Linked DNA regions of Homo sapiens: region 1 is linked to region 2. A link is an interaction called in ENCODE POLR2A ChIA-PET data of the cell type or tissue named here. Cell type or tissue: PC-9. All regions are shown on one strand. Each heading gives the region's core, and the rest is flanking DNA. Links, peaks and the distances in the headings are about the cores only.

Region 1 (15,541 bases), core at 4,455-12,454, 250 kb after region 2:
GAGAGAATCAGTGAGGAGACTCAGCCAGGAGCCTGTCTCTGGCAGTGAAAGTCCCTACTGGAAGGAGCCTCCTGCTGTTTTAAATAGGAACTTGGAAAAAGAAGGTAAAGGGCTCCATCGATTTGCCCTGCAACCATGTACAGGTATCTACTTGCAATACGATCTAGTTCATGTTCTTGAGGATCTCATAGTCTAGTAAAGAAGTTTTTGGGCCATGCGCGGTGGTCACACCTATAATCGCAGCACTTTGGGAGGCTGAGGCAGGTGGATCACCTGAGGTCAGGAGTTCGAGACCAGCCTGGCCAACACCCCATCTCTACTAAAAATACAAAAATTAGCCTAGTGTGGTAGCGCATGTCTATAGTCCCAGCTACTTGGGAGGCTGAGGCAGGAGAATTGCTTAAACTCTGTCTCAAAAAAAAAAAAAAATAAGTTTTTGGGGCCAGGAGCAATGGCCCATACCTGTAATACCAACACTTTGGGAGTCCAAAGTGGGTAGTCGCTTGAGGTCAGGAGTTCAAGACCAGTCTGGCCAACATGGCGAAACCCTGTCTTTACTAAAAATACAAAAATTAGCTGGGCATGGTGGCACACGCCTGTAATCCCAGCTATTTGGGAGGCTAAAGCATGAGAATCGCTTGAACCCAGGAGGTGGAGGTTGCAGTAAGCTGAGATCGTGCCACTGCACTCCAGCCTGGGCAACAGAGCAAGACCCTGTCTTAAAAAAAAAAGAAGACGGAGAAGGAGGAAGAAGAAGAAGAAGAGGAATAGGAAGAGGAAGAAGAAGAAAAGGAGAAGAAGAAGAAGAAGAAGAAGAAGAAGAAGAAGAAGAAGAAGAAGAAGCAGCAGCAGCAGCAGCTTGTGGGCTGGGCGTGGTGGCTCTCACCTGTAATCCTAGCACCTTGGGAGGTTGAGGCAGGTGGATTGCTTGAGCTCAGGAGTTGGAGACAAGCCTGGGAAACGTGGTGAAACCCCGTCTGTACAAAAATCACCAAAAAAAAGAAAATTAGCTGAGCATAATAGTGCACGTGCCTGTAGTCCCAGATACTTGTGCGGCTGAGGCAGGAGGAGCACTTGAACCTGGGAGGTTGAGGCTGCAGTGAGCCGATATTGCATGCTGCACTCCAGCCTGGGTGACAAAGTGAGACTCTGTCTCAAAAAAAAAAAAAAAAGAAGCTTCTGATTTAAAATAGATCTCTAAATATACAGTATGAGTGATATAAGAAAAGGATAACAGGGTGTTCTAGCAGGAGAAGAGTGGGGTAAGTGAACCACTCTTTCGGGGGTATTAGGTATTTCGTGCTGGTCTCACTGAGAAGGTAACTGTGAAGGACCTTGAAAGATGAGTGGGTGTCAGGTGTGGTGACGCACACCTATGGTCCCAGCTACTTAGGAGGCTGAGGCAGGAGGACTGCTGGAGCCCAGGGGTTCAAGGCTATAGTGCACTATGTGCCTGTGAATAGCTACTGTATTCCAGCCTGGGCAATATAGTGAGAGCTCATCTGTAAAAAAAACAAGCAAACAAAAACTAAAGATGAGTGGGACTTTGCCAGATTGGCAAGGAGGCAGTAGTTTGTGGAAATATATATATATATTTTGAGACAGGGTCTCACTCCGTCCCCCAGGCTGGAGTGCAGTGTGCAGTCACAGCTCACCGCAACCTTGACTTCCCAGGCACAAGCGATCCTCCTGCCTCAAGCCTCCCGAGTAGCTGGGATTACAGTATTTTCTGGTGGTGGCGGGGGTCGTTTTTGTTTTTTGGAGACAAGATCTTGCTCTTTTGCCCAGGATGGAGTGCAGTGGCATGATCATGGCTCACTGCAGCCTCAACTTCCTGGGGCCAAGCGATCCTCCCACCTCAGCCTCCTGAGTTGCTGGGACTACAGGTGCATTCCACCTAATTTTTGTATTTTTTGTAGAGAGGTCTCACTATGTTGCCCAGGCTGGTCTCGAACTCCTGGCCTCCTGGCCTCCTGCCTCAACCTCTCAAAATGCTGGGATGACAGGCCTGAGCCACACCTGGCCTGGAAAGGCCTTTGGATCACAGAGGATTCTTTCCAGCTCATAGGTTTGCTGGACATTTCTCACCTCACTTGTAATTATTTGTTCAATGTCTATCTCCCGCATAAAAACAGGTCAGGGACTTTGTCTTGTTTATCTTTCTATCCCAGTATGCAGCACACAATAGGTGCAGCTGTTGAGTGAGTAACTATCCTCAAGAAGCTCTTCATGTGTTAGGTGCTCAGAGACGGGTTGCTCAGAGAAGGGGATTGTAACTAACCCAGACGAGGGTCAGAGTAGGCTTCTTGGAGGAAGTAGTGCTTGAGGTGTTTTGACAGAGGAGATTAACAAGGGGTGGGTAGTGGTGGAGGAGCATTCCAAGTAAAAGAAACGACATTTAAGGAGCCCAGGGCTGAAACTACACAAATGGAAGGGCTTGAGTGCCAATGAAAGTTAGGCTTTGGGGACAGCATGTGGAGATCCACTGGGGTTTCAATGGGGGAGTGACATGGCCAGATGTAATTTTAGAAAGCAGGCCAGGCACGGTGGCTCATGCCTATAAATCCTAGCACTTTGGGAGGCCGAGGCGGGCAGATCACCTAAGGTCAGGAGTTTGAGACCAGCCTGGCCAACATGGTGAAACCCCGTCTCTACTAAAAATAAAAAAATTAGCCAGGCGCGGTGGCGGACGCCTGTAATCCCAGCTACTAGGGAGGCTGAGGCAGGAGAATCGCTTGAACCCGAGCGGAGGCTGCAGTGAGCCGAAGATCCTGCCACTGCACTCCAGCCTGGGCGACAGAGTGAGTGAGACCCTGTCTTGAGAAAAAAAGAAAAAAGAAAAAGAAAGAAATCAAGAAAAGAAAGTGGCCAGGCGCGGTGGCTCACGCCTGTAATCCCAGCACTTTGGAAGGCTGAGGCGGGCGGATCACGAAGTCCGGAGTTCGAGACCAGCCTGACAAACATGGTGAAACTCCGTCTCTACTAAAAATACAAAAATTAGCCGGGCTTGGTAGCGCGCCTGTAATCCCAGCTACTCAGGAGGCTGAGGCAGGAGAATCGCTTGAACCCGGGAGGCGGAGGTTGCAGTGAGCCAAGATCGCGCCACTGCACTCCAGCCTGGGCGACAGAGCGAGACTCCGTCTCAAAAAAAAAGAAAAGAAAGTTCACTGCAGGTCGTCTTGGAGGGCACACTGGTAGGGAAGGGAGCTAGGAAAACCAGCAAGAAGGAACTTCCAGAAGCCCCAAAGGGCTCCGCTCAGGCCATCAAGAGCCCCAGCCCTGAACGCAGGGTTCTAGGGTTTTGAGAGCGCATCAATTTGGAAAGGGCGGGCGGAGCGGGAGGAGCCGCACTGCAGCCAGCCCTGGTCGGTTTCTAGGGAAGCCAGGCCAGTGCTTACGATCTCGCGAGAACCCGTCCAGGGATTCTTTCCGCACGGAGATCGGGGAGAGCCGGGGGCGGGAACTTGCGACCCTGTACTTCGTTGCCTTCATTGTTTAGCGGGGAGAACCGCCCTGGACTTCTTTTTTCTTTAATCCCTGGCCGATCAGGCCAGTGGTTGTGAAAACGCTAGGGATTGCAGACCTGCTTCCCAGGCCCCGCGGGGCGCCGGGAAATCCGGCGGGCTTTTCTGGGGGTGAAGGAGCACCGTTTGCCCTCCCTTTGGGCTGTGCAGCCGAATGACTCATTTCCCGACGCATAAAAAGGGTCTCGGGTGTCGGGTTTCCCAGGTCCCGGTGGGCGGCGCGCCGGCGTCCGGGCTTTCCACGCCGGTTCCAGACCTGTGGGCTGCCTCCCGCCGACAGCCGTCGCCATAGCAACAACGCCCCCCACACGCCCCCTCTTCCTCCTCCTTGCTGCCTTGTCTCTGCAGCGCCGCGCGGTTTTCCTTTTAAGGGTCGCGCTGGATGCTGTGGCGTAGGTGGTGCCTGCGGGCAGCCAGACCTCAGGCCTGGGGCATCGGCTGATGGAGCTGGCGGCCGTTTTTGAACCAGACGTCGGAGCTAGAAAGCCGCTGACTACGCCAAGACAACCTCTTTATTTAATGGGCTCAGAGAGCAAGGGAAGCACACAAAATTTACAGTCTGAGTTTTGCGCGCAGAGACCCCTCTCCACCTTTTTCATGCCTGTGTGTACACACACACTGTCCAAGCCTCAGAAGAGAAGCCGTTTATTGGTAAAAAGACACATGGAAATGTGGCTGCCAGGCCTCAGAGCATCCTGCCCTTTTCCCAAACAGCTGGCCTCTGCTATCCACCAGGACTTGGGCTTGGCATCCAGGCTGGATACCATGAGAGCACCTTCTGTCTCTGGTCTATTCTGCCAGTGTCTCCGTGTCAGGGTGGGTTGGCTCCCTCCAGGGCACAAAGGTCTGGGCTCTGTCCAAGAGTGCCCCTCCATAGGGGTGGGTACCACCATGCCACACAGCAGTATTTGCCCCATCCGGATGATCAAGATACCCCTGCCTCATCCTGTTACCTTAAATTCCAGAAGCCCCATCTCTGCAGCTCAGAAGGTAAACAAACCCTGGTTCAGGCATTGGTCTCCCAGAGCAAGGTTGGGAGGCATCAGTGGTGCAATCAGCTCACTGCAGCCTCAAACTTTTGGGCTCAAGTGATTCTCCCACCTCAGCCTCCCAAACTGCTGGGATTACAGGTGTGTACTACCTGCCCAGCAAGGGGAAAGTGTCAGTTCTTAACAGATGAGGCAGCAGGAATTTAGGGTTGAGTCCTTAGGTGAAAGCCAGTTTATTTATTCAACAAGTATTGAATGCCTACTGTGTGCTAGGCAGTCTTCTAGAAGCCAGGGGTACAGCCCGTCCTGGCAAGGTCCTGACTCAGCCCAGCCAGGACAGTTTCCTGAGCTTCAAGGTTACTGTCTCCAATCCCTATTTCTATCTATTCTTCCTCCCCTTTCTTCCCTTCCTTCTCCCTCCCACCACCTCCCAGGCCCTTTCTTCTCTGCTAAGCGGCAGAGCCCCTCCCTTTGGTCTCCTGGGCCTCCGCCCTCCCTGGACCGCGTCATTCCAGTCCTGTTGCTGCCTCCTGCTTGAGGGGCCTTGCCCTACCATCCCCTATCCCAAAGGGCGTCAGGACCAGGTGCCCACGCTGGTGCTTGATGCGGGCAGAACTGTCACCAAAACCCTTGCCACACTCTGCACACTTGTATGGCTTCTCCCCCGTGTGTGTACGCCTGTGTTTGACCAGATCTGAGCTCCGGGGGAACTCCTTCCCACAGAAGCCACACACGTGGGGCTGGCTGGGTCCAGAAGGCTGGGCCCGAACTCGGGGTCGAGGGGCCATGGGTACTGGGCCAGGTGGGTTATGTGGCCGCAGCAGAGTGGATGGTGGTGGTGGCCGGGCCCGTTCACCACGGTGGGTGCGGAGGTGCTTGACTCGGGCTGAGCTGTCAGCAAAACCCTTGCCGCATTCAGGACAGAGGTAGGGTTTCTCCCCTGTGTGCACACGATGGTGTTTCACCAGGTCAGAGCTTCGGCGGAAGCCCTTGCCACACTCAGGGCACTTGTGGGGCTTGTCGCCCGCCAGTGGTGGGGGTGGCTCCCCAGCCTGTGGGCCCCCAGGCTCTGGCTCCAAGCCAGGCAGGCCAAAAGGCTCACCCGAGTGTGAGGGACTTCGAGGTGTCAGCGGGGGGCTGGTGCCCAGAGGAGGTGGGGGTGGGCTGGGGATCAGAGCGGGTAGGGGATAGCCTGGGAAGCTGAAGTCCTGGGGCTCCATGTGAGTGAGGCGGTGGCGAAGAAGGGTGGAGCTGAGGCTGAAGGTACGGTCGCATTCCGGGCAGGCATGGGGCCTCTCGCCACTGTGGGTGCGGAGGTGTTTGACTCGGGCGGAGCTGTCCGCGAAACCTTTGCCGCACTCTGGGCAGAGGTAGGGCTTCTCACCCGTGTGCACCCGCAGGTGCTTCACCAGGTCGGATCCCCGGGCAAACTCCTTTCCACACACATCACAGCCAAAGGGCTTGGGCCCCAAGTGACTACGCTGGTGACTCAGGAGGCTGCAGCTGAGCACAAACCTCTTGCCGCAATCAGTGCAGATATATGGCTTGTCCTGGGCCTTCGGTCCCTGGGTAGCTGCCGTGGCTGCCCGAGATGGCTGCCGTCGGGGCACCACTGGTCGGGGGGGCTGCTCCCCCCGGTGTGTCCGCTGGTGCTTGATGCGGGCGGAACTGTCGCCAAAGCCCTTGCCACATATGCCACACTTGTAGGGCTTCTCACCAGTGTGTGTCCGCTGGTGTTTCACCAGGTCAGAACTCTGCCGGAAGCTCTTGCCACATTCACCACAGATAGTGGGGCGCTCACCAGCAGGGATCCGGGACCGAGGAATCTTTGGGGGACCCTGGGCTGGTGGCCGGGCTCTATAGGGCTTCTCCCCACTATGAGTCCGCTGGTGTTTGATCCGGGCAGAGCTATCCCCAAAGCCCTTGCCACAGACCCCACACTTGTAGGGTTTCTCCCCTGTGTGGGTCCGCTGGTGTTTCACCAGATCTGACATCTGCCTGAAGCTTTTGCCACACTCACCACACACAGCGGCCCGATCACTACTAGCCTGGCCCCAGCGTGGTTCACCCAGGAGCCGGGGGCCTCTGTCCCGAGGCTGAGGCTTTCCTAGACCCTCTCTCTGGACCCATAAGTCATCCCAGTTCTGGATGCCTTCAGGTTTGAGAGAGGCATTTCCTACTTCATGATCTGGAGCCAAATCTTCTTCCTTGAACCCCAAGTCATCTTCCTGTGGGGTATGTTCAAACTCATTCGGCTGAGAAATCACGTTCTCACTCCCTAGACCTGAGGAAAGAAAAGGAAGTTGTAGACCCTCCCCTTTGGCTCGGTACTTATCTTTGACAGCAACCTCTCCAGGAAGACTCCCTTGACAATCTGTGGTCACAGGAACCCCAATCTCTCTGTCCTCTCAACCTCTGGTGCACTTACTATCTGTGCCTCTCAATAAAAACTTCTTTTTACTGTGCCCTTAATGTATGTCATTCACCAAACTCAGCATTAGTATTAAACGCTTGCAAACAATACTATAACACTATGACTATCCCCATATTACAGGCATGGAAAGACTCAGAGAATTTAAGTCCTTTTGCTGGAGGTTATAAAGGTTAGAAAGTAGCAAAGCCAGGCCAGCAGGGTGGCTCACACCTGTAATCCTAGCACTTTGGGAGGCCGAGGTGGGTGGATCACTTAAGCCCAGGAGTTAGAAACCAGCCTGGGCAACATGGTGAGACCCTAACTCTACAAAAAAAAATACAAAAATTAGCTGGGCATGGTGGTGCACACCTGTAGTCCCAGCTACTGGGAGGCTGAGGTAGGAGGATCACTTGAGCCCAGGAGGTGGAGGCTGCAGTGAGCTGTGATTGTGCCACTCTAGCCTGGGTGACACAGTGAGACCCTGTCGCCAAAAAAAAAAAAAAAAAAAAAAAGTAGCAAAGCGTGATGTCTAACTAAGGTCTCTCTGACACTCAAGCCCGTGTTAATCCCTACATTATATTGTCTATTTGGAAAACTTGGTATTTGCTATTATTATTGTATCTTATTATATTAGCCCATTCGGTAATTTATTACATCAGTTATCCTGTGTGTACCTGAGAGGACCCAGGCACACATCCCTTCCTCAAGAAGCTTAGGGTGGTAGGAGAGATAAGATTAAAGTATCAATGGTTATAATTGTGGGTGCAGAATAACTAGAATAACTATGTTGTCACAAGAGAGATAGGAGATAAGGAAATAGGAACCGGCATTACGGCAGAGCGAAGAGAAAATAATGGAGTGGAATGGAAGATAAGGTGTCAAAGGATGTTGGGACTAACCTGAGCACGCACGGTTTGGATTGGACACTAGCTAAGGCTTTTAATTAGGAGACTGGGGGACGCTAGGGAAGGTTTTCCAGAAGAGACACAGGATTATATCTGGACTTAGATCAAGCTGGCGAGAGAATGCATCAGTGGAGAGAAAGGGGCAGAGAGGAGGCTACTGCAATTGCCAGGATAAAACAGAATGAAGCCTGAAGTAGGGCAGAGGCAGTAAGGATGAGGAAGGCCGTGAGGGAGGGGACAGAGGCCGTGAAGAGCCCCTCCCGGCCTGGCGCACAGTTGGTGCTCCGAAAGCTCCCCTCCCCCTATCTCCCCAGAGGCACAGCTCACGTCCGATCTTCCAGGATCTCGGCCGGCCACAGCCAAGCATCGCAGTCCCCACCGGCCGTTACCTGTCCGTGGCGGCGCACGGCCGAGGCCCTCACCTGTGCGGGCGCCTCTCTGTGGCTCCCTCTCCTCCGGGCGGTGGAGATCTGGGCCCCAAGGCTCTACCGCGCGCTCCATCGCCGGCACGCCGCCCTGAGCAAGGGGACAGACAGCATCCCGCGGTCACGCAGCCATGTGTGGCCCGCGGCGCCCTGCCGCTGCCCTCTGCCGGCCAGCGCGGGCACCGGGCGGCGTCGGGTCCCAGGTACGGGCGCGGCTCCCGGTGCCCCCTGCCCGCGCCGCCGGCCGCCCCTGCACCTGCTGCTCCTCCCAGCGCGCAGCCGCCGCTCTCACCTTGCCGGCCGCCTCCGGCTCCGCCACCCCGGCGCCCTCCGGAGCTCCTCAGCGGGGTGCAGGCGCCCGAGCCGCCAGCGGCTCCGGGATGCAGGCTCCGCGCCAAGCCGGGAGCGGGCTCGGACCCAGGCGTCCCGGGGGCGGCCACCGGGGGCGGGGACGGGAAGCGGAAGCGCGGGGCCGCACGGAGCCGCTCTAGGACCTTGGAGGAGCTGCGGGCCTGTGGGGGTCGCCCGCGTCGGCGGTAGCTCTGTGGCCGGCGGGCGGCAGCGTGCGGCCCAGGGGCTACTCTAAGCCGAGGCCGGCGGCCCGAACTCGGTGGTATTAACCGTGTGCCTCCTGGGCTGCAGCTGGGTGGTGAGGCCCGAGGCTCTTCGTAATTGTGGCTGTGTGTCTCCAGCCACCCGCGCCGACCTCCCCGGCCGGCCGACAGCGCCAGCCACTCCGACCTGGGAGAGACAAAGAAAGAGGGATCCAAAGACGGACCCGGGGAAAGGGGTGGGGGAGAGACCAAGGCAGACAAAGGGCGGCGGAGACCCCAGACGGGGCGGGGCGGGGCGCCGAGACGTGGGAAACAAAGCGGGGCTGGTCCGAGAGGCCGAGGGCCCGGGGTGGGGGTGGGTATGGAATGGGGGCTGGGCTGGGGAGACCGAGGCAGGAGCAGAGGCTAGAGGCAGACACCGGGTAAATGCTGCTGGAGAGATGGAATCAGACCTGGGGCCCGGAACAGAGACCCTGAGCCAGAGACTCACATCAGAGCCCTGAGTCACAGAGGACGCAAAGGCAGAGAGAGACCGAGGGACAGCGGCTGACCAAAAATAAGGGGAGCCAAAGATTAGCCGCTAGAGACAGAGACGTAGAAACGGATAAGAGATAAAGTCATTGACGCAGAGTCCGAGGAGCAGTAAGAGGCTGGGAGCCTGGAGAGTAACAGGCCCAGAAGCAGAGGAACAAAAGACGATAGTGAGCGAAACGGGCAGAGACAAAGAGAAAGAGACACAAAGAAAGAGGCGGCCAGAAAGACTCCGGACAGGTCGGCAGCCCTATAGAGGCCAGGCTCAGGGAGAGGCTGAAGAACAAGCCCTGTTTCCCATCCTGGTGGGCCCCTGGCTGGAGCTGTGTTTCCAGGTTCCCAGGCCCTAGGAGCAAGATCCCAGTATCCGCTCTCTGGGCGGGCTTGGTTTTGGGGTGGAGAGAGTGTCTGGAGGTGTCTTCAGCCCCTCTGCCAATGATGGTGGGGGTAACTGTGGTTTATGCATTAATTCACATTTATTAGCATCTTAGTGCTAAGCCAAGAGTTGGGGATAAAAAGTTGAAACACCTGCAAGATTTGTCCTTGGAGAGCTACCAGTCTAAAGGAGCAAGTACACAAATCACTGAAATTAGAGAATTTAGCTGGGCCTGGTGGCCTGCCCCTGTAATCCCAGCTGAGAGGATTCCCTGAACCTGGGCATTCAAGGATGCAGTGAGCCATGATCGTGGATCGTGCCACTGTACTCCATGCTGGGCAACAGAGCGAGACCCTGTCTCTTTAAAAAAAAAAAAAAAGAGAGAGAGAATGGGCTGGGCCCAGTGGCTCATGCCTGTAATCCCAGCACTTTGGGAGGCCAAGGTGGGAGGATCACTTGAGGCCACTAGTTCGAAACCAGCCTAGGCAAAAAAGTGGACCTTGTCTCTACAAAAAAAAAACAAAAATTTAGCAGCGCATGGTAGCACATATCTGTGGTCCTGGCTACACTGGAGACTGAGGCAGGAGGATCACCTGAGCCCAGGAGGTTGAGGCTGCAGTAAACCATATTTGTGACACTGCCCTTCAGCCTGGGTAATAGAGCGAGACCCCATCTAAAAAAAAAAGAGAAAGAAAGAGAGACTGTTAAGGTAGTTATATGGACCCGGCCAGGTGCAGTGGCTCACACCTGTAATCCCAACACTTTGGGAGGCCGAGGCAGGTGAATTACATGAGGTCAGGAGTTTGAGACCAATCTGGCCAACATGGTGAAACCCTGTCTCTACTAAAAATACAAAACTTAGCAGGGCGTGGTGGCACGGGCCTGTAATCCCAGCTACTCAGGAGGCTGAGGCAGGAGTATCACTTGAACCTGAGAGGCGGAGGTTGGAAAGAGCCGAGATCACGCCACTGCATTCCAGCCTGGGTGACAGAGTCAGACTGCGTCTCAAAAAAATAAATAAATAAAATTTAAAAGGCCGGGTGTGGTGCCTCACACCTGTAATCCCAGCCCTTTGGGAGCCAGAGGCAGGAGCTCACTTGAGGTCAGGAGTTCCAGACCAGCCTGGCCAACATGGTGAAACCCCATCTCTACTAAAAATAAAAAAATTAGCAGGGCGTGGTGGCAGGCGCCTGTAATCCCAGCTACTTGGGAGGCTGAGGCAGGAGAATCACTTGAACCCCAGAGGCGGAGGTTGCAGTGAGCTGAGATCGCGCCATTGCACTCCAGCCTGGGGGACAAGAGCGAGACTTCATCTCAAGAAAAAAAAAAAAGAGTTATATGGACCAATTCACGATAGTGTGGGAGAACAGGAAGGGTTCTAGTTTGTAGTAATGAATCTCTGTGTGCCTGGCATGCATGGATGTTAGCACTGACAGAAACAGGGACCAGAAATCAACACATACCTATTGATCACTAGCTAATACCTAAACACTGTCCTAGGCCCTGGAAATAAAGAAACTCTTCAGGGAGCTCTTGGCCCAATAGGATATGGAGTTGTCAGATGGTGTGACAGGTTCTATATTGACTGTATGGACAAAATTTTATAGGAGTGTAGCGCACAGAGATACCTTCTGTAGTGTTCAGTGGGTGCAGATACTGTCTTTAAAGCCATTTATGCAGAGTGTGGTTCTTGGCCTTTGTCACTTAATTGCTACTTGACTTTAGGGAAGTTACTTAAGCTTCTGTTTCCCAAACTGTAAAATAGGGATGATAACAGCTAACTTTGATGGTTGAGGATGAATATGTGTAAAGCACTTAGCAAAAGTATCAGCTATTACTCTAATTGGTTTGATTTCGGCAAAGTCCAGACTCTGCCTGGAGTGGGGGCTGAATGAACAACTCCAGGCAGTGGGGGCTGAATAAACAGTGGGCCACATACTAATTGAAAACCTAATATGGGCCAGGCATGGTGGCTCACGCCTGTAATCCCAACACCTCGGGAGGCTGAGGTGGGCAGGTCTCTTGAGTCCAGCAGTTTGAGACCAGCCTGGCCAACATGGTGAAAACCCATCTCTAAAAAGATACAGGGCCGGGGGCGGTGGCTCACTCCTGTAATCCCAGCACTTTGGGATGCCGATGTGGGTGGATCACGAGGTCAGAAGATTGAGACCATCCTGGCTAACACAGTGAAACCCCGTCTCTACTAAAAATACAAAAAAATTAGATGGGCGTGGTGGCAGGCGCCTGTAGTCCCAGATACTCAGGAGGCTGAAGCAGGAGAATGGCGTGAACCTGGGAGGCGGAGCTTCCAGTTAGCCGAGATCGCGCCACTGCGCTCCAGCCTGGGCGACAGAGCGATACGCCGCCTCAGGAAAAAATAAAATAAATAAAAAGATACAAAAAAGTTAGCTGGGAGTGGTGGTGCACACCTGTAGTCCCAGCTACTTGGGAGGCTGAGGTGAGAGGATCTCTTGGGCGCGGGAGGTGAAAGTTGCAGGGAGCTGAGATCATGCCACTGCACTCCAGCCTGGGTGACAGAGCAAGACCCTATCCCACCCCCACCCCCCCGCCAAAAAAAAAGGAGAAAGAAAAGGAAAGAGAAAGAAAACCTTAGGCTGGAATCAGTGGCTCACGCCTATAATCCCCACACTTTGGGAGGCTGAGGCAGGTGAATCACCTGAGGTCAGGAGTTCGAGACCAGTTTGGCCAACATGGTGAAACCCCATCTCTACTAAAAAATACAAAAATTAGCCAGATGTGGTGGTACGCGCCTGTAATCCCAGCTACTCGGGAGGCGGAGGCAGGAGAATCGCTTGAACTCGCGAGCCGGAGGTTGCAGTGAGCTGAGATCACACCACTGCATTCCGTTCTGGGCAACAGAACAAAACTCTGTTTAAAAAAAAAAAAAGAAAAGAAAAAGACTGCCAGGAGCAGTGGCTCACGCCTGTAATCCCAGCACTTTGGTAGGCTGAGGCGGGCGGATCATGAGGTCAGGGGTTGGAGACCAGCCTGACCAACATGGTGAAAACCTGTCTCTACTAAAAATAAAAAAATTAGCTGGAGGTGGTGGTGCTCACCTGTAATCCCAGCTACTCAGGAGGCTGAGGCAGGAGAATCATTTGAACCCGGGAGGCAGAGGTTTCAGTGAGCAGAGATCACTGCACTCCAGCCTGGGCGACAGAGTGAGACTCCGTCTCAAAAAATAAAAATAAAAGAAAACCTAATGTGTGCTAGAAGCTTGAGATCCAAAGATGACTATGGATTACGACCTATCTTCAGAGAGGAAAATAGAGAATAGTTCCGTTTTAATGTGCCGTGAGTTTACATATTAGGAAAGCAGTGAAAGATGAAGATAGAATGTAAGTTTATTCGGCCGGGCGCAGTGGCTCACGCCTCTAATCCCAGCACTTTGGGAGGTCAAGGTGGGCAGATCACGAGGTCAGGAGATCGAGACCATCCTGGCTAACACATTGAAACCCTGTCTCTGGCCAGGCGCGGTGGCTCACGCCTGTAATCCCAGCACTTTGGGAGGCTGAGGTGGGCAGATCACGAGGTCAGGAGATCGAGAGCATCCTGGCTAACACGGTGAAACCCCGTCTCTACTAAAAATATAAAAAAAAAATTAGCCAGGCGTGATGGCGGGCGCCTGTAGTCCCAGCTACTCAGGAGGCTGAGGCAGGATAATGGCATGAACCCAGGAGGCGGAGCTTGCAGTGAGCCGAGATCACACCACTGCACTCCAGCCTGGGCGACAGAGAAAACTCCATCTCAAAAAAAAAAAAAAAAAAAAAAAAAAAAAAAAAAAAAACCCGTCTCTACTAAAAATACAAAAAATTAGCTGGGCGTGGTGGCAGGTGCCTGTAGCCCCAGCTACTCGGGAGGCTGAGGCAGGAGAATCACGTGAACCCGGGAGGGGATGTTGCAGTGAGCCCAGATCGCACCACTGCACTCCATCCTGGGCGACAGAGCGAGACTCCGACTCAAAAAAAATAAATAAATAAAAATAAAAAAGAATGTAAGTTTATTCATTTGTTCCACAAACATTTCCTGGGTATCCATCAGGTACTGGGCATTTGTGCTGGGAAATAGAAGAGGGTATAAATGGTCAGCATGCCTGCCATATTCATTTGCAGAGCTGCCTAACTCTGACTTTGAGAGGACAAATCCTATAGTTATTAGATCTGAACTTGAATTAATGTCTAAAGATATAGAAGTCCCTCAAGGGATGCAAGGGGTGGGGAAGAGGTAACTGTGAAGACATGATGGCAAGATGAAGAAGAACTAATACGGGCTGGGCATAGTGGCTTACACCTGGAATCCTAGTGCTTTGGGAGGCCAAGGCAGGAGAATCATTTGAGGTCAGGAGTTTGGGACCAGCCTGGCCAACATAGTGACCCCATCTCTAAAAAGAAAAAAGAATTAGCCAGGGATGGTGTTGCAAAGCTATAGTCCCAGCTACTTGGGAGGCAGAAGTGAGCCCAGGTGTTCAAGACTGCAATAACCTATGATCGCACTACTACATTCCAGCCTGGGCAACAGAACAAGACCCTGTTTCTAAAAAAAAAAAAAAAAAAAAAAAAAAAAAAAAAAAAACTAATCCAAATGACTAAATAATTACTAAATGGGAAGAGAGCTGTCCACCACACACTGCCCTATATGAAACTCAAGGTACTGCCTTCCTTTGTCAAAGCAAACAAGCCCCAAATATCATATGAATGATTCGCCATAATTAGTTGGAATTAATAAGCATGGAAATGGACTATGGTGTCACTGTTAATTCATATAAACTCTACATTTAACACAATGACCAAGCAAGAGCCTTTTTTTTTTTTTTTTTGAGACAGAGTCTCACTCTGTTGCCCAGGCTGGAGTGCAGTGGCACGATCTCGGCTCACCACAACCTCTGCCTCCCAGGTTCAAGCAATTCTTCTGCCTCAGCCTCCCAAGTAGCTGGGATTACAGGCGCGCACCACCATGCCCAGCTAATTTTTGTATTATTATTATTTTTTTTTTTTTTTTGAGATGGAGTCTCGCTCTGTTGCCTAGGCTGGAGTGCAGTAGCACAATCTCGGCTCACTGCAAGCTACACCTCCCGGGTTCACGCCATTCTCCTGCCTCAGCCTCCCGAGTAGCTGGGACTACAGGGCCCACTACCACGCCCAGCTAATTTTTTGTATTCTTAGTAGAGAGGGGTTTCACCGTGTCAGCCAGGATGATCTCGATCTCCTGACCTCGTGATCCGCCCGCCTCAGCCTCCCAAAGTGCTGGAATTACAGGCATGAGCCACTGTGCCCAGCCAATTTTTGTATTTTTAGTAGAGACAGAGTTTCACTTTGTTGGCCAGGCTAGTCTCGAACTCCTGATCTCATGATCCGCCTGCCTCAGCTTCCCAAAGTGCTGGGATTACAGGCGTGAGCCACCACACCCGGCCACAAGAGCCTTTTTTGCAGGGTTGTTTTCTTTTTGTTGTTGTTTTTGTTTTTATTTTTATTTATTTTTATTTTTAATTTTCTTTTGAGATAGAGTCTTACTCCGTCGCCCAGGCTGGAGTGCAGTGGCGCAGTCTCGGCTCACTGCAACCTCTGCATCCTGAGTTCAAGCAATTCTCCTGCCTCAGCCTCCTGAGTAGCTGAGATTACTGGTGTGCGGCACCACGCCCGGCTAATTTTTGTATTTTTTTTTTAGTAGAGATGGGGTGTCGCCATGTTGGCCAGGCTGGTCTTGAACTCCTGACCTTAGGTGATCCACCCACGTTGATCTCCCAAAGTGCTGGGATTACAGGCGTGAGCCACCGCGCCTGGACTGTGGTTGTTTTTTTTGAGAC
Region 2 (15,541 bases), core at 4,313-12,312:
TTCCCATACCTCAGCGGGGGGTCTAGGACTGGCGATGTCTTCCAGCATCACCACCAGGGTGGGCTGGGGGGCCCGGTCCACCTTTTGTGAAGGGCCCTCCTCTGGGCCAGGGGTTGTCCTTGATCGCCGCCTCAGGGTGGAAGAGGTCCGGTGGATGCGGCTCAAGGGCTCGCGACACAAACACAGAGGGTCGGGAGGCCTAGCGAGGGAACAGGAAGATTAAAATGGCTCAGCTGGGCCCTCGGCTTACCCCCATCCTGCCATGCTCACCTGGCCTGCGAGGACCACCCGGCCTGCCGGGGTGGCGAGGCAGGCGGCTGCCTGTGGACAGGATCCTGATGGTAGCTGTGGTGCTGTGGTATGGAGGTCTGCTTTGAGGGCACCACGGGGACCTGGAAGAGAAAGAGGTGTCAAGAGCAAGGTGATAGAATGAGGCTGGACGGGACAAGGTTTCCCTGTGCCTCACAGTGCCCTGAGCCACAAACATAACAGAGATTGGGGCTAGAATTCACTCGGATCCCAAGAGAAGAGATGAATTGGACTGAATTAGGGGCCAGATATTAAGAGTCCTAAACTGCAGGTGTAGGACCTGGGTAATCTCATCCACGCTGTTTAGAGAAATGAAAAAGACAGGGTGAGCTAGGGTGGGTCACTGCCTTTTTTGGGCCAGTTTTTCTTATCTGTGCAGTGGAGTCAAAGACCTCAGCCTGCTTCCTAAGGAGGCTGGGCTGGGAAGAAAGCAGAAGAGTTTCGGCCCAGCGCCGTGGCTCACGCCTGTAATCCCAATACTTTGGGAGGCAGAGATGGGAAGATCGCTTGATGCCAGTTTGAGACCAGCTTGTGCAACATAGCAAGACCCTGTCTCTAAAAAAAAAAAAAAGATAGAAAAAAAGAAGCAGAAGAGTTTCTCAGAGTTACAGGGATGTGGTTCCAGCCCAAAATCGTTGGTGGGTGGAATGGGCACTGCCCAATTCTAGGTTGGAGTAAGTGGGAGCCAAGCAGGACTCTACCATGAGGGAGGCTGCCTGAGGGCTGAGTACAACAATGATGGATTTGGACTTCAGTTATCCTCAGTAGGGATCTGGCCCGAGTTTGGTAGTGAGGAAAGTCATGGGGGAATAGAGAGTCTCTTGGTTCAGGGGGCTCACCATGTGAACAGCCATGACATCTTCTAGCACCACGGCCAGGACCCGCCGAGAGGCCTTTTCCAGGGGAGAAGGGGCCCCCGGGAGCTGCAGCCTCGGCCGTTTCGGGCTCCTGGCTCCCCATAATGCTCGAGTCAGAGGCTGGCGGCACAGACGCGGCTGGCCAGGCGGGCTGGAGGGTGAAAGAAGCAGAGGACGGTCGCCCGAACCTGTCGCTGGCTCTGTAGTTTCCCGGCACGGTCGCCAGGATCCCCATCTCCCGGGGTCAAGACAGGCGGGCCGCCCGGGTACGCTCTCACCTGGAGTCCCCGGGCAAGTCCATGGGAGACGCGGCGGCTCCGGGGGGGTCCCTGGGGAATCCCAGGCTGCGGCCTGGGGTAAGGGGGGAGCGGGGGAGCGGGGGGTGAGGGCCGGCCCCTTCCCTGGGGCTCCGCCCTTCATGGTCCGCCCGCGGCTCCCCGTAGCCCAGCGGCCGCAGCCCTGGGGCGCGAAAGGGCGCCCCCGGCCGGTCGCCCGGAGCGGGTGTCCTCCCGCTGCCACCGCCTCGATCAGCGGATCACTCGCGCCCTGCCTGGCACCTGCCGCCAGAACCCAGAATGCAGCGGCCCCAGTTCTCCCGCGGCCCGAGCCTCCCGAGGCCTTTGTCCCTGCAGATTATGCCCCGAGATCCCCCGGGATCCACGGGGATCCCGGTCCTGGGAGGCTATTTCCGCTGGATCCCTCTGCGATCCTCCTCCTCTCCCAGCGAGTGGCCGAGGACTCCAAAGCAATACTCCATACATCGACGACCCTCCATCCCACCAGATCCCCTAGACTGGATCCCTGAGGAAAGAATCCTACAGCGCGGTTCCGCCAATCAGACGCCGGGCGAGGCTTTTCCTTCCCCTGTAAGCTTCAGCGCCGCAAAGCTCCGCTCAGACAGGGGCGGCCCGAGCTGGAGCATCTCCGAACTCAGCGTAGATCCCCAGGGATCCACTGTCAAGCAGATACCCTCTTCACTCCAATCCCGGGAGGTCCCGCCCACAGACGCCCCTTCCCTCCTCGCGTCCCCGCCCAGCGGTCTCCCCCGGCCCGGGACCAGATGGTTCAGAAGTTTCCTTCCCCGCCCCCACTCCCGCCCTCTCTCCAGCCACTCCTTGCCCTCCCCCAAGGGCTGCTCACCGCCGCCTCCCGTGGATCCCGGGTCTTCCGCAGCTCCCACCTCCGGCTCCTTTAAAAACCAAGCTTACCCAACGCTGCCCAACCGCCGATGGCCTTCTTCTCGGAGCCTCTGGACACCGCCCAATCGCCGGTCCCCGTCTTCCGGGGTGGTGAGAAACTAAGTGAAGCCACCTGGCGGCCATCATCCCTAGGGGCAGGAAGCCAAACTGAGTGGCGCCGCCATGATGGTTGAGGGCAGATGTCTTAGTCCTCGTTGAACCGTGGTGGACCGGGTGGCGTCATCTTTTGAGGGCCATATACAATGCCAGGTTTCTTGATATGTTGAGGCAACCGATTGAAGCTAGAGTGCCGCCACGCTTTTTAAGGGCATCTTCCGGTTCTTTCGTTCTTAGGCCAATAAACGTCGACTGAGTGCTAACGATATGTGAAATTCCCAATTTCCTAGAGTGGCCTCGTTTGAGGAAGGTTCCGGCATCTTCCTGGGTTCCTAAACTGGGTTCCCACGGCCCAGGGTCCGAGTTTAGGAGGGGGTGGTGGAGGCCCTGAGTCCGAACACCCGGGATCAAAGACGGGCTGGTGCGGCCTGTGGCTCCGTTGCTGGCGCCTTGTCCTGGAGAGATGGGACCGAGCCGAAGTGGGGAGGAGACTGGGGGCGCTAAGCTTGACTTCCCCTGAGTGTTGCCCACCTACTTCTTCCTGGAGAAGTGGGGGTGCCCACGGTCCGCGCAGAGGTCTATAGGACAGGGGCATCTTTGCAGGAGGCCAAGAATATACCTTGGCTTGCTAGTGGGGCCCGGCTCTCAGGAACCACTGTCTCAAGTGGGGCCCGCAGGATGGGGGAGGTGTAAATAGTCCTGAGGAGTAAGGGATCAGGGTGGGACGCTGCTGCTTGGAGGAGCTGCGTCATGGACCCTTTACTGGAAGCTGGGCTGTTGGTGGGGAGGAAGTGGGCATGTAGTGGCTTCTTGCAGCGCTATGAAGGTGCCCTGACCGCTTAACCAAAGCCCATGTCTGCACTAGTTCTCCTTCCCCAGATTCCCTGGTCCAAACCAGTACTTCTTTTCTTTTTTAATTTTTTTTTTTTAATTTGAGGCAGGATCTCGCTATGTTGCCCAGGCTGATCTTGAACACCTGGGCTCAAGTAGTCCTCCCGCCTCAGCGTCCCAAAGTGCTGGGATTACAGGCGTGAGCGCCCAGCACGAGTCCTTATTTTGTTTTCTTAACAGAACGAGAGACCCTGAAGCCTAGAATCCTGGGTCCGAGATAAGGTGCAGAGGTGCTTCCTGGTTTAGGTGTCATAATTCTCAGGGGATTGAGTGATGAAAGTGATAAAACAGGGCCGGGTGTGGTGGCTCACACCTGTTATCCCAGCACTTTGGGAGGCAGAAGATAGCGGATCACTTGAGGCCAGGAGTTCAAGACCAGCCCGGCCAACATGGCAAGACCCCATCTCTAAAAAAAAAAATACAAAAAAATGAGCCGAGCATGGTGGCGCACGCCTGTAGTCCCAGCTACTCAGGAGGCTGAGGTGGGAGGCTCTCTTGAGCCTGGGAGGTCGCAGCTGCAGTGGGCTATGATCGCGCCACTGCACTCTAGCCTGGGCGACAGAGACCCTGTCTCAAAACAGACAAACAAACAAGGGATGATATGGAAAGCATAATCGAGAAGGGCTTATGTGGGAAATGGAGGCTCCCCAGCTCCGTCCCTAAGGACTCATGCAGGGAGACGTTCTTGCAGGACTACAGCATCTCTGTAACAGGAGGTCCGCTGGGTCCTCTGGAAACCCATTCAGACTTCTGGTGGGAGCAGGCCGCCGTGGTTCTTCCACGTAGAGGTGTTTCTCTCCCTCTGGATCAGGGCTGGCAGTATGGGTGCCTGAGGAGGTACAGTGATGTTTCATCCAGCTGTGAGTGCTTGGAGATTCTTTCAACCTTGCCAAATTAAGACCTAAACCCCACAGGTGCTTTTCAGGCCCCAGGGCAGGAAAAACTTTCAAAAGCAGAGCAGGCCTAACCTGAGTTTTTAGGTATTTTTTGTTTGTTTGTTTTTTGTTTTTGAGACGCTCTGTCGCCCAGGCTGGAGTGCAGTGGCGCCATCTCAGCTCACTACAACCTCCGCCTCCTGGGTTCAAGCGATTCTCGTGCCTCAGCCTCCCAAGTATCTGGGACGACAGGTGCTCACCACCACGGCCGGCTAGTTTTTTGTATTTTTAGTAGAGACGGGGTTTCGCCATGTTGGCCAAGCTGGTCTCGAACTCCTGGCCTCAAGTGATCTGCCCGCCTCGGCCTCCCAAATTGCTGGGATTATAGGCATGAGCCACCACACCTGGCCCTAATCTGAGTTTTGATTCTCTAGGTCTCTTGAAGTCAATGACACCAAGGGTAAAAGATGTAGTCCAAAGAAAAGTCCTGGACCTGAGTATTTGGTAGGAAGAGCCCACCAGTGTGACCCTAACTTGGGGTGCTAGAGTTCATCAAATGGAAGTCTAAGGTAGACTGTGGCAGTCTTGGCCCTTAGCCCAGGCCAGCAAATGTGAGCCCTCATGATCTTGCGGTCTCACCTCTGCTCTTTTTGTGACTTCCCATTTCAACAACTTTACTTTGCCCACTGCCTACACAGGTGGTGGACACACTGTGGGGTGTACCACAGTGTATGCTGATGCATTAGCAAGAGGGCCCCACACAGCCTCCAGTGGGGCTGCTGGTGTGGCCGTGGGTGCACTTCAGTGTGTCATTATTCAGAAACTCAGGGTCCGTTTAGACTCTGGGCGGCCCATCTTTCTTTTTTCTTTTCTTAGACAAGGTCTTGGTCTGTCACCCAGGCTGGAGTGCAGTGGTGTGATCATGGCTCACTGTAGCCTTGACCTCCTGGGCTCAAGTGATCCTCCCACCTCAGCCTCCCAAGTAGCTGGGACTATAGGTGTCCGCCACCACGCCCGGCTAATTTTTTGTATTTTTAGTAGAGATGGGGTTTCACTGTGTTAGCCAGGATGGTCTCGATCTCCTGACCTCGTGATCCGCCCACCTCGGCCTCCCCAAGTGTTGGGATTACAGGCGTGAGCCACCGCGCCTGGCCTGGACCCTTTAAATATATATATATATTTAAATTTTTTTTACCAGCCAGCATCATGCTAAGTTTTGTCAATAGATGGCTGGAGAGACATTGCAGGAAGAAAGAGTTTTGCTTCCCAGTTCAGCAAACCCTCCTGGGAGGCTCCTGCAGCACAAGTGGGTTCCCAGCTCCCTGCTTCTGCAGGGCAGGGTGGCCAGCAGAACCCCAGGGTCAGCAGCTCCCCCAGGTGCCCTCTGGATGGTTTTGCAGTGGAGTTCCTCTGTGGAGACACCTGCCCATGAACAGCTTTCCCTGGCACCCAAGAGGGTGGATTTCCAGCAAGTTCCACCAGACTGACACTCCAGCAACTACTGTACTTCAGCGACTTCTGTACTTCTGTGCCCTCTCCAAAAACTTGTGGATCTCAGGAAGGAAGGAGGTCTGTCTTTCTTTCTTTCTTTCTTTTCTTTCTTTCTTTCTTTCTTTCTTTCTTTCTTTCTTTCTTTCTTTCTTTCTTTCTTTCTTTCTTTCTTTCTCTTTCTTTCTTTCCTTCCTTCCTTCCTTCCTTTCCTTCCTTCCTTCCTTCTTTCTTTTTCCTTCCTTCCTTCCTTCCTTCCTTCCTTCCTTCCTTCCTTCCTTCCTTCCTTCTCTCTCTCTCTCTTTCTTTCTTTCGACAGGGTCTCACTCTGTCACCCAGACTGGAGTGTGGTGGCTCACCACAACCTCCGCCTCCCAGGCTCAAGCGATTCTGCCTTAGCCTCCCAAGTAGCTGGGATTACGGGCACATGCCACCATGCCTGTCTAATTTTTGTATTTTTAGTAGAGATGGGGTTTCACCATGTTGACCAGGCTGGTCTCAAACTCCTGACCTCAAATGATCCACCCGCTATGGCCTCCCAAAGTGCTGGGGTTACAGGCATGAGCCACCGCGCCTGGCCAGAAGGAGCCTTTTTCTTGTATGCTCTGTCTCCGCCTGAGAGGAGCTGTGGCTGCTCCTTGTATTAGGTTGGTGCAAAAATAACTGTGGTTTTTGTCATTAAAAGTAATGGCAAAACCGCAATTACTTTTGCACCAACCTAATATCTGCTCTTCTTGCATTTTTTTTTTTAGAATTCTGTTTACTTCTTATTATCTGTAGTGGGCAGAATTTTGTCTCCCCACCTCCCCCCCACCCCACCAAAGATATTTTCAAATCTTGAACCTTTCACTTCCTCTGAATCTGACCTTATTTTGTTGTTGTTGTTGTTGTTGTTGTTGTTGCTGTTGTTGTTTGACACAGGATCTTGCTCTGTTACCCAGGCTGCAGTGCAGTGGCTGGATCTTGGCTCACTGCAGCCCTGACCCCCTGGGTTCAAGCAGTCCTCCTGCCTCAGCCTCCCGAGTAGCTGGGACCACAGTCACATACCTCCACACCCTGCTAATTTTTATTTTTATTTATTTATTTTTTTGAGATGGAATCTCGCTCTGTCACCAGGCTGGAGTGCAATGGCGCGATCTCGCCTCACTGCAACCTCCACCTGCAGGGTTCAAGTGATTCTCCTGCCTCAGCCTCCCAAGTAGCTGGGACTACAGGTATGTGCCACCGTGCCCAGCTAATTTTTGTATTTTTAGTACAGACAGGGTTTCATCATGTTGGCCAGGATGGTCTCAATCTCTTGACCTCGTGATCCACCTGCCTTGGCCTCCCAAAGTAATTTTTAATTTTTTTTTTTAGTATAGACAAGGTCTCACTATGTGGCCGAGGCTGGTCTTGAACTCCTGAGCTCAAGCAATGCTCCCGCCTTGGCCTCCCAAAGTGCTGGGATTACAGGAATGATCCACCACGCCCAGCCATGACCTTATTAGGAAATAGAGTCTGCAGATGTAATCAAGATCATACTGGATTAGGATGGGCGGTAATATAATGACTGGTGTCCTTGCAAGAAGAGGGAAATTTGGACACAGACACATAGAAAGGAGAATGTTATGTGAAGACAGGCACAGACGTACAGAGGGAGAATGCCATGTAGCAATGGAGGCAGGAATTGGAGTGTGGCATCTGCAAGCCAAGGAATGCCAAAGATTGTCGGCAGCCACCAAAAGCTTGGAAAAGGCAAGGAAGGATTCTTGCGAGGCGGGGTGGCTCACACCTGTCATCCCAGCACTTTGGGAGGCTGAGGTGGGAGGATTGCTTGAAGCAAAGAGTTTGAGACCAGCCTGGGCAACAAAGCGAGACCCCATCTCTCCAAAAAAAGTAAAATAAATTAGCGGGGCATGGTGGTGCATGCCTGTAGTCCCAGCACTTTGGGAGGCAGAGGTGGGAGAATCACTTGAGCTCAGAAGTTTGAGGCTGCAGTGAGCTATGACTTGCATTCCAGTCTGGGAGGTGGGGTGAAGCTGAGCCCTCTTGAATGAATCTGTGGTAATTTGTTATGTCAGTTTTAGAAAAATAATACACAATCTAATCATTTCTCTAATCCTCTGTTATTGTTATATTATTATTATTTTTTTTGAGATGGAGTCTCACTCTGTCACCCAGGCTGGAGTGCAGTAGCATGATCTCAGCTCACTGCAACCTCTGCCGCCTGGGTTCAAGAGATTCTCCTGCCTCAGGCTCCCGAGTAGCTGGGACTACAGGTGCCTGCCACCACCATGCCCAGCTAATTTTTTGTATTTTTAGTAGAGATGTGTTTTCACCGTGTTAGCCAGGATGGTCTCGATCTCCTGAACTCGTGATCTGCCCGCCTCGGCCTCCCAGAGTGCTTGGATTACAGGCATGAGCCACTGCACTTGGCTATTGTTGATTTTTTTAAAATATTAAACCTTTCCTTGTTCAAATTACCATGTGGTTTCTCTGTCTTGATTTGACCCAGACTTAATCATCACCAACAAATGTAGGTACTAGTGTTTCAGCATTAAATAAAATGGAATATCTGAATTTTGAAAGTCCCCACTTGCAATTACTGTGCAGATATTTTAGAGGATGGGCCATTTGCAGGAGAGGTGTAAAGTCTGCATTGCAGACATAATCCTTAAAGTCGTTTTGAATGCTGCTGTCACACCTGAAAAAAAAAAAAAAAAGAAAATGAGCACTGATGGTGCCTCTGAGGACAGATGGCTCAGATGAAGTGGAGGAAGCTGGGCTGGGCAGCTGCCAGCTTGTCTAAAGGTGATTCCTGGCATCCTATACTTTCATGTGGAGGCCAGATCTAGGCAACATTCAGAAAGCGAGTCCAGCCGGGGATGGTGGCCTGCAACTGGAGTCCCAGCTACTCCAGAGGCTGAGGCAGGAGGATCACTTGAGCCCGGTAGGTCAAGGCTGCAATGAGCTGTTTATGGAGCCACTGAACTCCAGCCTGGGCAACAGAGTGAGACCCTGTCTCTAAAAAAAAAAAAAAAAATTTCCAGATAGAGGTGTCTGGAGATCAATACTCATGGCTAGAGTGGCAATGCTGAGGCATTGAGGTCTAAGAGACAGAAAACAGATTCACACCACTGTGACCTTTGCTCTAGAGAAAGAGGAAGGCCTAAACATGGGACAGTCAAGGTTTTTGTGGGGGCAGGAGGGCTCTAAATATGGGCTGAGGTGTCTATTTATTTGTTCAGTACATTTGTTGAACTCCAGCAATGAGCCAGACACAAAAACACTATGGTGGACAAGACAGTGAGCGTCCTTGTCTTCAGAGACAATGAAATAGACCAACACGATGAGATAAATGCTCAACTCAACTTATGTACAGGTTCCCAAAAGGGCACATTGCAGAGCTACAGGAGAATGCTTCCCAGAGAAGGTGATGAACAATGTGACTTTAAGGAAAGGGAGTTGGGAAGGAAGACTGTGCATCAGTCATCACTGCAAGTGCAGAGATCCAGGGGCAGAAATTGAGGAGAATGTAGATAATTTGGTTGTCAGCCCATCAGAGCTAACACATGCCTTTTTTTTCTTGAGACAGAGTCTGGCTTGGTCACCCAGGCTGGGTGCATTGGCGTGATCATAGCTCACTGTAGCCTTGACCTCCCAGGCTCAAGTGATCCTGCCACCTCAGCCTCCCAAGTAGCTAACACTACAGGCACATGCCACCACACCCGGGTAATTAAGAAACAATTTTTGGGCTGGGTGCGGTGGCTTATGCCTGTAATGCCAACACTTTGGGAGGCTGAGGTGGGCAGATCATTTGAGGTCAGGAGTTCAAGACCAGCCTGGCCAACATGGCAAAACCCCGTCTCTAACAAAAATACAAAAAATTAGCCCAGTGTGGTGGCTCGAGCCTGTAATCCTAGCTACTTGGGAGGCTGAGGCAGGAGAATGCTTGAACCCGGGAGGTGGAGGTTGCAGTGAGCTGAGATCATGCCACTGCACTCCAGCCTGCCCGAAAGAGCAAGACTCTGCCTTAAAAAAAAAAAGAAAAAAAAGAAAAATTTTTATAGAGATAAGGGTGGTCTCGCTATGTTGCCCAGGCTAGTCTTGAACTCCTGGGCTCAAGTGATCCTCCTGCCTCAGCCTCCCAAAGCTCTGGGATTACAGGTGTGAGCCACTGGGCCTGGCCACACGTCTTAAAAAAAAAAAAAGTTTTTTTTGTTTGTTTGTTTTGTTTTTTCTTTTTTGAGACAGAGTCTCGCTCTGTCACCAGGCTGGAGTGCAGTGGCACAATCTCGGGTCACTGCAACCTCCGCCTCCTGGATTCAAGCAATTCCCCTGCCTCAGCCTCCGGAGTAGCTGGGACTATAGGCACGTGCCACCATGCCCAGCTAATTTTTTGTATTTTAGTAGAGACGGGGTTTCACCATGTTGGCCAGGCTGGTCTCAATCTCCTGACCTCGTGATCTGCCCACCTCGGCCTCCCAAACTGCTGGGATTACAGGCATGAGCCACTGTGCCCGGCCAAAAAAAAAAAAAAAAGTTTTGAACACTCCTTTTACTCTGATGAAATTAATGAATAGATAAATAAAACATCTATAATACTACTTTTAAAAGTCAATATAGGCTGGACACATTGGCTCATGCCTGTAATCCCAGCACTTTGGAAGGCCAAGGCAAGCAGATCACCTGAAGTTGGGAGTTTGAGACCAGCCTGGCCAACATGGCAAAACTGCGTCTCTACTAAAAATACAAAAAATTAGCTGGGCATGGTGGTGTGCACCTGTAATCCCAGCTACTCAGGAGGCTAAGGTGTGAGAATTGCTTGAACTGGGGAGGCAGAGGTTGCAGTGGGCCAAGATCGTGCTGCTGCAGTCCAGCCTAGACTCTGTCTCAAAAATAAATAAATAAATAAATAAATAAATAAATAAATAAATAAATAAATATTACAGGCTGGGCGCGGTGGCTCACGCCTGTAATCCCAGCACTTTGGGAGGCCGAGATGGGTGGATCACCTGAGGTTGGGAGTTTGAGACCAGCCTGACCAACATGGAGAAACCCCGTCTCTACTAAAAGTACAAAATTAGCTGGATGTTGTGGCACATGCTTGTAATCCCAGCTACTCGGGAGGCTGAGGCAGGAGAATCACTTGAACCCGGAAGGCGGAAGCTGCAGTGAGCCGAGATCGCACCATTGCACTCCAGCCTGAGCAATAAGACCGGAACGCCATCTCAAAAAATAAAAAAATAAATAAATAAAAATAAAATAAAAAATAAATGTTACAACTACACGGTGGGCATGGTGGCTCACAACTGTAACCCCAGCTACTTGGGAGGCTGTGATGGGAGGATTGTTTGAAGCCAGGAGTTCAAGACTCCCATCTCTAACAGAAAATAAAGAAAAATAAATTGAACTAGTGGTTACTCTTGTGGTAGGGTAGTAACTAGGAGGGACATGAGCCTTTAGGATGCTACAGATGTTTTGTTTTGCTTTGTAGAGACAGGGTCTCTGCTGGAGAGAAGTAGAGTAAAGAAAAAAAAAAGGAGGGAGGGTCTTGCTCAGTTGCCCAGGCTTGAGTGCAGTGTTGCGATCATGGCTCACTGCAACCTTGAACTCCTGAGCTCAAGCAATCCTCCCACCTCAGCCTCCTAAGTAGCTGGGACTACAGGTGTGAACCCCCATGCCCAGCTAAATATATATGTATATATTTTTTGTTTTGTTTTGTTTTTGTAGAGAGGGGGTCTCACTCTGTTGTCCAGGCTCCTCTTGAACTCCTGGCCTCACCCATTCCTCCCCAGCCTCAGCTCCCAAAGGGCTGGGACTGTAGTCATGAGCCACCACACCCAGCCAATGTTTTGGTTTCTTGATATGGGTACTGGTTTCTTGATATGGGTGTGTTTACTTTGTGACAATGCATTGAGCCTACACTTAGGGTTTGTGCACTTTTCTGTATTACATTATTCTTTAAAAAATTTTTTAAATACGCTGGGAGCAGTGGCTCACGCCTGTAATCCCAGCATTTTGGGAGGCTGAGGCAGGCAGACTGCTTGAGTTCAGGAGTTTGAGACCAGCCTGGGCAATATGGCATAACCCTGTCTCTAAAAAAAAAAAAAAATTAGCCAGGAATGGTGGTGTGAGCCTGTAGTCCCAGCAACTCCGGAGGCTGAGGTGGGAGGATGGCTTAAGCCCAGGAGGCAGAGGTTGCAGTGAGCTGAGATGCCACGACTGCAATCCAGCCTGGGCAACAGAGCCAGAACCTGTCTCTCTCTCTCTCTCTCTCTCTCTCTCTATATATATATATTTTGGCTGGGCGCAGTGGTTCATGCCTGTAATCCCAGCACTTTGGGAGGCCGAGGCAGGTGGATCACGAGGTCAGGAGTTCAAGACCAGCCTGGCCAATATGGTGAAACACCATCTCTACTAAAAATACAAAAATTAGCTGGGCATAGTGGTGCATGCCTGTAGTCCCAGCTACTCAGGAGGCTGAGGGAGGAGAATCTCTTGAACCTAGAAGCGGAGGTTGCAGTGAGCTGAGATTGCACCACTGCACTCCAGCCTAGGCAACAGAGCAAGACTACATCTCAAAAAAATAAAAATTTAAGTAATGTATATGTCAGTATGTAATGCTTGGGTAGGGCTTTGCTAGGAGATTTGGTGAAGTTGTCATATTGAAGTTGTCATATGCTTGTACCCCCCATTTTTTCCCCACTACCTTTTTCTTCCAATTAAGCTGAGCTTCCCTGAGTCCTGAATAATCCTTTCACCTCCCAATCCCTGCAGATCCCGCCTCAGATGCTGAACCTTGTGCTCTAATTCCGTGGCCTGAAAGCAGTGGCTCTCCTCAGGGGCAGTGCCACCCCTTAGGGGTTGTTTTGTGAATTTTTAGGAGGGGGTGTTTTGGTCGCAGTGAGTGATGGAGGACCTCTGGCATTAATGGGTTAACCCATGGGGATCAGTTGTGTCCTACACAGTGCCAGACAGTCTCACTTAGTGAAAAACTGTCCCTCCTCCACCATCATTTGCAGAATGCCCCATGGCCATCCATGTACATGAGAACAGGTTAATAACTGAGTAGAGAATCTAAATTCATTTTTTATATAAACACGAACATATACGCATGGTTTTAATCCTGACTTTTCATGATTACAGGTGCACACCAGCATGCTCAGCTAATTTTTGTATTTTTAGTAGAGACAGGTTTCATCATGTTGGCCAGGCTGGTCTTGAACTCCTGACCTCAAGTGATCCACCTGCCTCACCTCCCAAAGTGCTGGGATTATAGGCATGACCACCACGTCCAGCCCTAATTTTTATTTTAAGAGACAGGGTCTTGCTCTGTTGCTCAGGCTGGAGTGCAACGGTGCAGGCATGGCTCACTGCAGCCTCTAGCCACTGGGCTCAAGCGATCCTCCCGCCTAAGCCTCCTGAGTAGTTGGGACTACAGGCACGCACTGCCACGCTCAGCTAAGTTTTTATGTTTTAATTTTTTGTAGAGACAGGGTCTTGTTTTGTTACCCAGGTTATCTTGATCTCTTGGACCCCAGCAGTCCTACCACTTCGGCCTCCCAAAGTGCTGGTATTATAGGCATGAGCACCTGACTCTGTTTTCTTGTTTTATTTATTTATTTTTTTTGAGACAGGGTGTCACTCTTTTGCCTAGGCTGGAGTGCAGGGGCACAATCTCACCTCATTGCAACCTCTGCCTCCCAGGCTCAAGGGATCCTCCCACCTCCACCTCCCAAGTAACCGGGACTACAGGCGCACACCACCATGCTAGGACAATTTTTTATTTTTTGAGAAGGAGTCTTGCTCTGTTGCCCAGGCTGGAGTGCAGTGGTGCAATCTTGGCTCACTGCAACCTCTGTTTCCTGGGTTCAACCAATTCTCCTGCCTCAGCCTCCCGAGTAGCTGGGATTACAGGCACCTGCCACCACACCCTGATAATTTTTGCTTTTCTTTTTTTTTGAGATGGAATCTCACTCTGTTGCCCAGGCTGGAGTGCAGTGGCATGATCTTGGCTCATTGCAACCTCTGCCTCCCAGGTTCAAACAATTCTCTGCCTCAGCCTCCCAAGTACTGGGATTACAGGTGGCTGCCACCACACCCAGCTAATTTTTGTATTTTTAGTAGAGACGGGGTTTCACCATATTGGTCAGGCTGGTCTTCAACTCCTGACCTCGTGATCCACCCGCCTCGGCCTCCCAAAGTGCTGGGATTACAGGCATAAGCCACCGCATCCGGCTGCTAGGACAATTTTTTATTTATTTATTTTTGTTGTTGTTGAAACAGAGTCTTGCTCTGTCGCCCAGGCTAGAGTGCAGTGGTGTGATCTCGGCTCACTGCACCCTCTGCCTCCTGGGTTCCAGCAATTCTCCTGCCTCAGCCTCCTAGGTAGCTGGGATTACAGGCGCCTGCCACCACATCTGGCTAATTTTTGTATTATTTTATTTCATTTTATTTTGTAGAGGCGGGGTTTCGCCATGTTGGCCAGGCTGCTCTCAAACTCCTGTCCTCAGGTGATCCTCCCGCCTCAGCCTCCCAAAGTGCTGGGATTACCAGCGTGAGCCACTGCGCCGGTCCGTTGTTGTTGTTGTTGTTGTTGTTGTTGTTGAGACAGAGTTTTGCTCTTGTCATCCAGGCTGGAGTGCAATAGTGCCATCTCAACTCACTGCAACCTCCGCCTCCCAGGTTCAAGTGATTCTCCTGCCTCAGCCTCCCCAGTAGCTGGGATTACAGGTGCCCACCACCATGCCCGGCTAATTTTTGTATTTTTAGTAGAGATGGGGTTTCACCATGTTGGCCAGGCTGGTCTCGAACTCCTGACCTCAGATGATCTGCCTTCCTGGGCCTCTCAAAGTGCTGGGATTACAGGCGTGAGCCACTGTGCCTGGCCTCAGAATGAACATTTTTAAATAAAATAACTGATTTATCCTAATCTACCAGTACATAATGGACTCTCAGGACTGGCAGGGAAAAGCATGGAAAGGAAGGACTCAGATAACACCCATGTTTTGGGACATTAGGTCTAATATTGCTAGTAACAGGAGGGAAGTCTAATTGAGTAGTCAGTGAAAGTTTCTAGGAAAAATAAACTCATAACCCAATAATCATGTGAAAATATTTAGCAGCCATTTAGATGTGTTGGCCTAGAAGGGGGTTACTCAACCTCAGAGCAATTAATATTTTGGACCAGATAATTCCTGTGAAGAGCTGTCCTGTGCATTGTAGGATGTAGTATTAATAGCAGCATCCCTAGCCTCTACCCACTAGATGTCAGTAGCACCTACGTCTCCTCCCTGTCTTTCTGCCCATTTGTGACAAACAAAAATGTCTCCAGACATTGCCAAATGCCCTCTAGGAGCAGTCACCCCCAGTTGGGAATCACTGGCCTACAGTATATTGAAACCAAGGCAAAGAGGGTGGAGGCTTGAACCTTGGGGAAATATATTTTATTTATTTATTATTATTATTATTATTATTATTTTTTGAGATGGAGTCTTGCTCTGTCGCCCAGGCTAGAGTGCAGTGGCACGATCTCGGCTCACTGCAAGCTCCGCCTCCCAGGTTCATGCCATTCTCCTGCCTCAGCCTCCTGAGCAGCTGGGACTACAGGCACCCGCCACCACACCCAGCTAATTTTTTGTATTTTTAATAGAGACGGGGTTTCACCGTGTTAGTCAGGATGGTCTTGATCTCCTGACCTTGTGATCTGCCCGCCTCGGCCTCCCAAAGTGCTGGGATTACAGGCTTGAGCCACCGCGCCCGGCCTTACTATTATGTTTTTTTGCGATGGAGTTTCACTCTTGTTGCCCAGGCTGGAGTGCAATGGTGCGATCTTGGCTCACTG

The links. ChIA-PET counts read pairs that join two places held together with the same protein. Peaks named below come from ENCODE experiments on the same cell type or tissue, not always from the same donor. Only the 100,000 strongest peaks of a DNase experiment are listed, where the experiment ranks them.
Region 1: POLR2A ChIA-PET joins it to region 2 with 10 read pairs; 17 of 35 experiments call an interaction of 5 or more read pairs at or near these places.

What each region holds. Positions count from the first base shown.
Region 1 is chr16:30,388,586-30,404,126 of GRCh38, reverse strand. ZNF48 (zinc finger protein 48) reads right to left here and starts at 8,707. Exons shown (of 3, transcript NM_001214909.2): 1 at 8,549-8,707; 2 at 8,254-8,347; 3 at 4,019-6,797. The coding sequence starts at 8,332. The coding sequence ends at 5,020. RefSeq lists enhancers at 4,811-5,354, 7,689-8,285, 10,287-10,787 and silencers at 8,256-8,515, 8,606-8,795. In PC-9, for the core only: a CTCF peak has its summit at 8,288; DNase peaks (open chromatin) are centred at 8,306 and 8,816; H3K4me3 peaks cover 3,498 bases; H3K27ac peaks cover 1,860 bases.
Region 2 is chr16:30,637,572-30,653,112 of GRCh38, reverse strand. It overlaps PRR14 (proline rich 14), which reads right to left and starts at 2,153. Exons shown (of 12, transcript NM_024031.5): 1 at 1,986-2,153; 2 at 1,445-1,517; 3 at 1,149-1,317; 4 at 271-392; 5 at 10-199. The coding sequence starts at 1,467. RefSeq lists silencers at 1,505-1,794, 2,065-2,264 and enhancers at 2,285-2,694, 2,398-2,913, 2,914-3,431. In PC-9, for the core only: no CTCF peak of the experiment used is centred there; no DNase peak of the experiment used is centred there.